Linked DNA regions of Homo sapiens: region 2 is linked to region 1. Evidence: read pairs that join two places in POLR2A ChIA-PET (ENCODE). Cell type or tissue: MCF 10A. All regions are shown on one strand. Links, peaks and the distances in the headings refer to the core of each region. The heading gives the core; the rest is flanking DNA.

Evidence for each region. Peaks named below come from ENCODE experiments on the same cell type or tissue, not always from the same donor. Only the 100,000 strongest peaks of a DNase experiment are listed, where the experiment ranks them.
Region 2: POLR2A ChIA-PET joins it to region 1 with 5 read pairs; 3 of 35 experiments call an interaction of 5 or more read pairs at or near these places.

The regions. Positions count from the first base shown.
Region 1 is chr18:36,314,333-36,317,254 of GRCh38, forward strand. The region is part of intron 1 of FHOD3 (formin homology 2 domain containing 3); the gene reads left to right. Among named protein-coding and RNA genes, the nearest start is that of FHOD3, 18 kb to the left of the region's middle. In MCF 10A, for the core only: no CTCF peak of the experiment used is centred there; DNase peaks (open chromatin) are centred at 619 and 1,659.
Region 2 is chr18:36,603,595-36,606,516 of GRCh38, forward strand. All of the region lies in intron 8 of FHOD3 (formin homology 2 domain containing 3), which reads left to right. Among named protein-coding and RNA genes, the nearest start is that of TPGS2, 220 kb to the right of the region's middle. In MCF 10A, for the core only: no CTCF peak of the experiment used is centred there; no DNase peak of the experiment used is centred there.

The DNA.
Region 1 (2,922 bases), core at 333-2,832:
CCATGGGATACAAATCACCAGCCATTTTATCAATTAGCAAAATGGTGTAAACAAGCAAAGCAGCAAGTGGCACTAGAGAAATTAGAGTGTGAAAGGTGCACTTTGATCATTGCACACAGAGGTGATGTGAGCAGTAATGGAGGAATGCAGCCGAGTACATGTGGCTTTCTCTGTCACATCAGAGAATAGAGCTTTAGAGGAGGAGGTGGTAGGAACAATGGGAGGGGAACAGATATTTAAGAAGTTCAGGGGCTAGAGTATTAGATGTTTGGTTTTTGAATGAGTTTTATCTTCTCTTTGCTGAGGGCAAGTAAGGGTCCTAAAGTTGCCAAGGCCTCCAGATGGCCCTCCAAGGAGCCCCCTCATCAGGGCATCTTATACTTTCAATGCGTGCAGCCTGGGGACCTGCCTCAAATGAAAAACCAGAGTCTATCTTTCAGCTCTGTTTCTATTCTGCCTCCTTGTCTAGGGATCCTGACTTTCCTTAGAATATTAGAGTACATTAGGTCAAGGCCTAAGTGGGGGAGATCTATGTGGTTCTCCAAGTGCCTTTAAAAATCGAGGATGTTAGCACTTGCATTCCTGAGGAACACACAAGGAAGTTAAATGTGCAATCATGCTTGACGTCCGAGGAAGTCTTTCACTGACTCACAGAGCAGAACTCTGTGAGTTCTGATTCTAAGTCAAGTTCTCTGCAGAGCACTTGGAAATCAGAAAAGAATAAAGCATGGGCCTCGTCTCCAGGAACTGATAGGCCATGATGGTGTCAGGCTGGCCTGGTCTCAGCCTACTCTCCTAATAGGCATCACTTTATTTCTATGAAAAATGCACTCAGAGTTCCACATAGTCGATTCATATTGAACTTTTGAAAGATACCTGTGCATAATGTGGGGACTGTGCTTTTGCAGGAAATTGTGACTGGCTTATGTTTAGTGAGTTTCATTAGAAACTAGTTTACATGGAGATGTTTAGGGCATTGACCTCAGTCTCTCTTCATTTCCAGGCCTTTCCTGGCCTCAGCCTGCCTCCTTGGCCACCCAAGAGCTCTGGATCCCAGATTTGCTCCCTGTGACCAAAGTCTTTCCCCTCTGATATGACACCCTCACCCCGAGACTCTTGATTCTCTTATTCCACCCAGTGTACAGAAGTTTTTATCAGGTTCCCTTTTGGATGAAACTGGGGGGCTCCTGCAGAGGGCATGTGGGGGTTAAGGGGTCCTGGGGGGCTCTGGAACATCTTGAGATTTTGAATATTGCTTGTAACATTAGAGTTTGTGAACAGTGCTTTGGTGAAAGGCCTGGCCTCACAGCAGCAATGAGGGAGCACTTAGATCAAAGCCCAGAACCTGTGTGCTCACATGCCCACCATGTGAATTCCTCTGGCAGCCTGCCTTGCACCAGGCTGGGGGAGAGGACCCCAGATCTGCGATGTCCTAGTGAACCCCAGCAGTGCCGAGTACTCAAGCAGACACCCCATTATGTCTGCTCACAGACCCGACTTTTGAAAATGTAATTTTGGTTACCTGATTGGTGTCTGTGACTCCTGCTTGGTGCGCCCTCATGAGTGCTGTGATTTGCTAGGCCCTGAAGTGGCAGCTCTCTGCCCGCTGCTGCCACTGCACGCACCGTTCTGTGGCTGAGACAGCCATGAGTAAGAGCAGAGCTAATCCTCGGGGAGTGGGAGGGGAGAAGGAGGGGTGGCCCCGGGCCTGAGATTTCTTTGTGTCTCAGGTCTCTGGTATCTTTAAGCCTCTTTTCTTCCCCCACTTTCTCGGAGAGCCATTGCTCTCATTAAAAAAAAAAAAAAGTTCCTTGACCCACCTGGTCCCTAAAGCAGAACGTACCAGCTCCATTAAATTAACATATGTAGTTCTGCAAAGTCTAAACAGTTTAAATTTCATTATTCTAGGCAGTATTTGTCAGGTTGCCAAAGCAGGGGAAATCTGTGAGGGGACAAGGAGAAGTTTAGCCCCATGCATGCCCAGGATGGTACTTTGCTTCTGCCTCCTGGGGTGTGTAGGGGAGAAAACTGGAGCTCCTCTAGAGGGTCTACCACATTTCACCAGCATTTGTTCACCAGCAAAAAGGGCATTGCCCAAATTCTACTGCATGAGTCACTGGGGTTTAAAATCCTTCAGATGGATAGCGAGGTCACCTCTTGTCCTTTTGAGCTGTCTATATATATTCCAAAATATATCTTGGTCATTTTGATTGGTCATTATTGATTGAAGGGCCTTTGGTGTTATTAATGTTTTAGTAGTTTCCGATCAGTTTATTTAGGGCTCAGAGTAATCTGTAACTTGAGGATGGACCCGATAAGGCAAACTGTAAGAGCCCACCCCAGCGCCTGCTGTTCTGCAGCTCTGTTCCTTTTAGGGGTGGGCTTCATTTTTTTTTTCTTTATATTATACTTTAAGTTCTGGGGTACATGTGCACAATGTGCAGGTTTGTTACATAGGTATACATGTGCCATGTTGGTTTGCTGCACCCATCAACTCATCATTTACATTAGGTATTTCTCCTAATGCTATCCCTCCCACAGCCCCCCCACCCCCTGACAGGCCCCAGTGTGTGATGTTCCCCTCCCTGTGTCCATGTGTACTCATTGTTCAGCTCCCACTTATGAGTGAGAACATGCAGTGTTTGGTTTTCTGTCCTTGTGATAGTTTGCTGAGAATGATGGTTTCCAGCTTCATCCATGTCCCTGCAAAGGACATGAACTCATCCTTTTTTATGGCTGCATAGTATTCCATTGTGTATATGTGCCACATTTTCTTTATCTAGTCTATTATTGATGGACATTTGGGTTGGTTCCAAGTCTTTGCTATTGTGAATAGTGCCACAATAAACATACATGTGCATGTGTCTTTATAGTAGCATGATTTATAATCCTTTGGGTATATACCCAGTAATGGGATCACTG
Region 2 (2,922 bases), core at 280-2,779, 290 kb after region 1:
CCAGGTTCAAGAGATCCTCCTGCCTTAGCCCCTCTAGTAGCTGGGATTACAGGCACGTGCCACCATGCCTGGCTAATTTTTGTATTTTTAGTAGAGTCGGGGTTTAGCCATATTGGCCAGGCTGGTCTTGAACTCTTGCCCGCATGTGGTCCACCCGTTTTGGCCTCCCAAAGTGCTGGGATTACAGGCGTGAGCCACTGTGCCTGGCCAAAATTATTTTTTAAAATCATTTTTCCTTGAGGGAATATAAATTATGAAGTTTTACTCTAAGAAAATTGTTCACATGTCAGGAAGACACGAGGTGCACGTGTTCCACTGCATATTGAAGTTGGACTCTTGGGCTGAGATAAGGAATCCTGGGGGTAGGTCCCACTTGTCTCACGTGATGGTGACCACACCTCTTGCTGTCATTCCTCCTGTTGCGTCCCTCCCTGATCACCACCTTGTAGGGCAGTCTTGGTCCTTGGTGCTCTTCCTCAGAGGTGCTGCTCTGAAACAAGGGGGCCCATGCTGACCCAGAACAGGCCCAGTCTCAGGTCTGGAGTTTCTCCATTTGGATCGACATGCCTTAGAGCACAGGCACCTCGCCAGCCACCCCATGGGCCTTCCTTGTACTCTCCTTACACGCTCATGCTGGGTGTGAGCCTGCAGGACCATCTGCAGTGATGGTTAGGGCTTCAGAAAGATCCAGAGTCCATTCCTGAAATACAGCTGGAGAAACATTTTCCCTGATGAAGTGGGGATAAGTTTGTAGAAAGCAGTATAATTATGAAGAGCACCTTCTCCTACTAGAGAGTAAAATGTGCAGACTCTGAGGATTACAACAATGTAGTGTGGCCCCTTCCTCAGCAGACAGATGATTGGTGCAGAGGAGCTCTGAAACAGACCTCAGTGTATAGAACAACTCACTGTACAGTTAGTTAACATTGGTGGGGACGGGTTAGGTACTGATTGGAGAGGTGTTGTTAAATGGAAGTAAACAAAAACATACTTTAACCATACACCACAGTAAGCCCCAAGGAGCTTAAAGCATTTAATGGAACATAGCAAACTGTAGGAAGAAAAAAAAGAGAGAGAGAGATGAAGACTAATTAGTCTGTGGTTGGTAACGTTTATTTTAAAAATAAAACCAGTGAAACAGGTTCCAGAGGAAGAGATTTAACTATTTTACTGCATAAAATTTTAAAAGATCTTATTTACAAAATGAAAATCACAAATTATAACTAAATGCAAATGACAAACTAGGAAATTGTTTACAAAAAGAAAGGTAGAAAATGATGTTATCCTAAATATATTATGAATTCAGTAGAAAAATGAAAGACATTAAACCAACTAAGAACAAAAGAAATACATATGAAAACAACAAGACATGTTTCCCAGGTCACATTGGCAATGATTGCCTTTTAATGAAGTATCATTTCTTGATGAACACCCAGGAAACTCCTATAACCCTGGTGGGAAATGGGCACAACTTTTCTGAAACATAATCCTAAGAATTCTGCTTTTATTTTCAAATCTTTTTGTGAGCTCATTTTACCATTTGATTTGAAGCAATTTTCTGTTGGTTTCTAAGGATTAAAGTCATCTATTTCCTGTCCTTTTTAGTCACTGCCATTGTTTTGGAAAACACCGAATTCAGCAAAAATGGAATTTTCACACTGCCACAGTGTTCCCCATTGTAACATTACCTATTTTATTGATAAGGCCATTCCCAGCTATTCTTATGATCATAGCAGTACCCACACAATGTGGTACTTTGTTGCTAATCACTGGCAGAGACCCAGTGCCTGTCACCCTCTGTTTGGCATTCTGTGGCATTTGATGTCCAGGAATCCCTCACTTACTCTTTCTCTTCTGGCAGTTCTTTCTCATCCTTTGTTAGTTCTGGCCAAGGAGACATCCAGAAAGATCCTTGAGGTCATTCATTCAAATGTAATCCTTTCCTTAACTCATTTATGCCTAGTGTTCCGTTATTGGAACGCTAAGCTTGTGTGAGTTATTTATATCCTGCTTCTCAAGGTCATCACCAAGGTATAATTTTTCACACACAAAAAAAAAAATTTGCAACCTCCGGCATAAATGCGTTAAACAAGTCATGCCGGGTTTGTTTTGTTTTGTTGTATTGTAGTAATGCATGTTGCCCAATGAGTAAACTCCTCTGAGATACCAAACAAAATAACAAATTAAAATGTTAATCTGGGTCTGGAAAACATTCAGACTGTGAAATCTGGGAAATTATATTGCAAGTTGGGTGGTTTCTAAGTATTGATATCAACAAAATAAAGGCCCCTAATAACATGGAATTTTTAAAAATGGACATTTCCATGACAAACAAAACAATGACACTAAGTCCTATCCTGGTAACTGTTCTAAAACTGATTGCCTTGTAAAATAGGAGAAAGCACACTGGGGTGGGAGGTACAATGAGTAACAAGAGGGGTTACCGTGAGGCTGGCTTAGGGTGTTCAGGGAAAGCAGGACCCCAGGAAGCCATGGGGAGAGGAGTTGTTCAGTGGGGCTAGGGGATAACTAACCTGGATGGTACATGCTGAGTAGTTGCCTTTGTTTTTACATTTACTTTTATTGTTTTAAAATTATTGTCTTAGTCCATTTTGTGTTGCTGTAACTGAATACCACAGACTGGGTAATTTATAAAGAAATCGATTTCTCACAGTTTTGGAGGCTGGGAGGTTCAATATCAAAGTATCAAGGTACTGGCATCTTGTGAGGACCTTTTTGCCATGCCATCCATGGTAGAGGGCAAGGGGGTTGTAGGGGAAGAGAGGAGAAGGGGGTGAAACTTACGCTCTGTTGGGAACCTATTCCTTCAGTAAGTAACCCACTCCTGAGATAATGGCATTCATCCGATTTACCTCCTTTCAACACTGTTGCTTTGGGGATTATGTTTCTAACGCATGAACT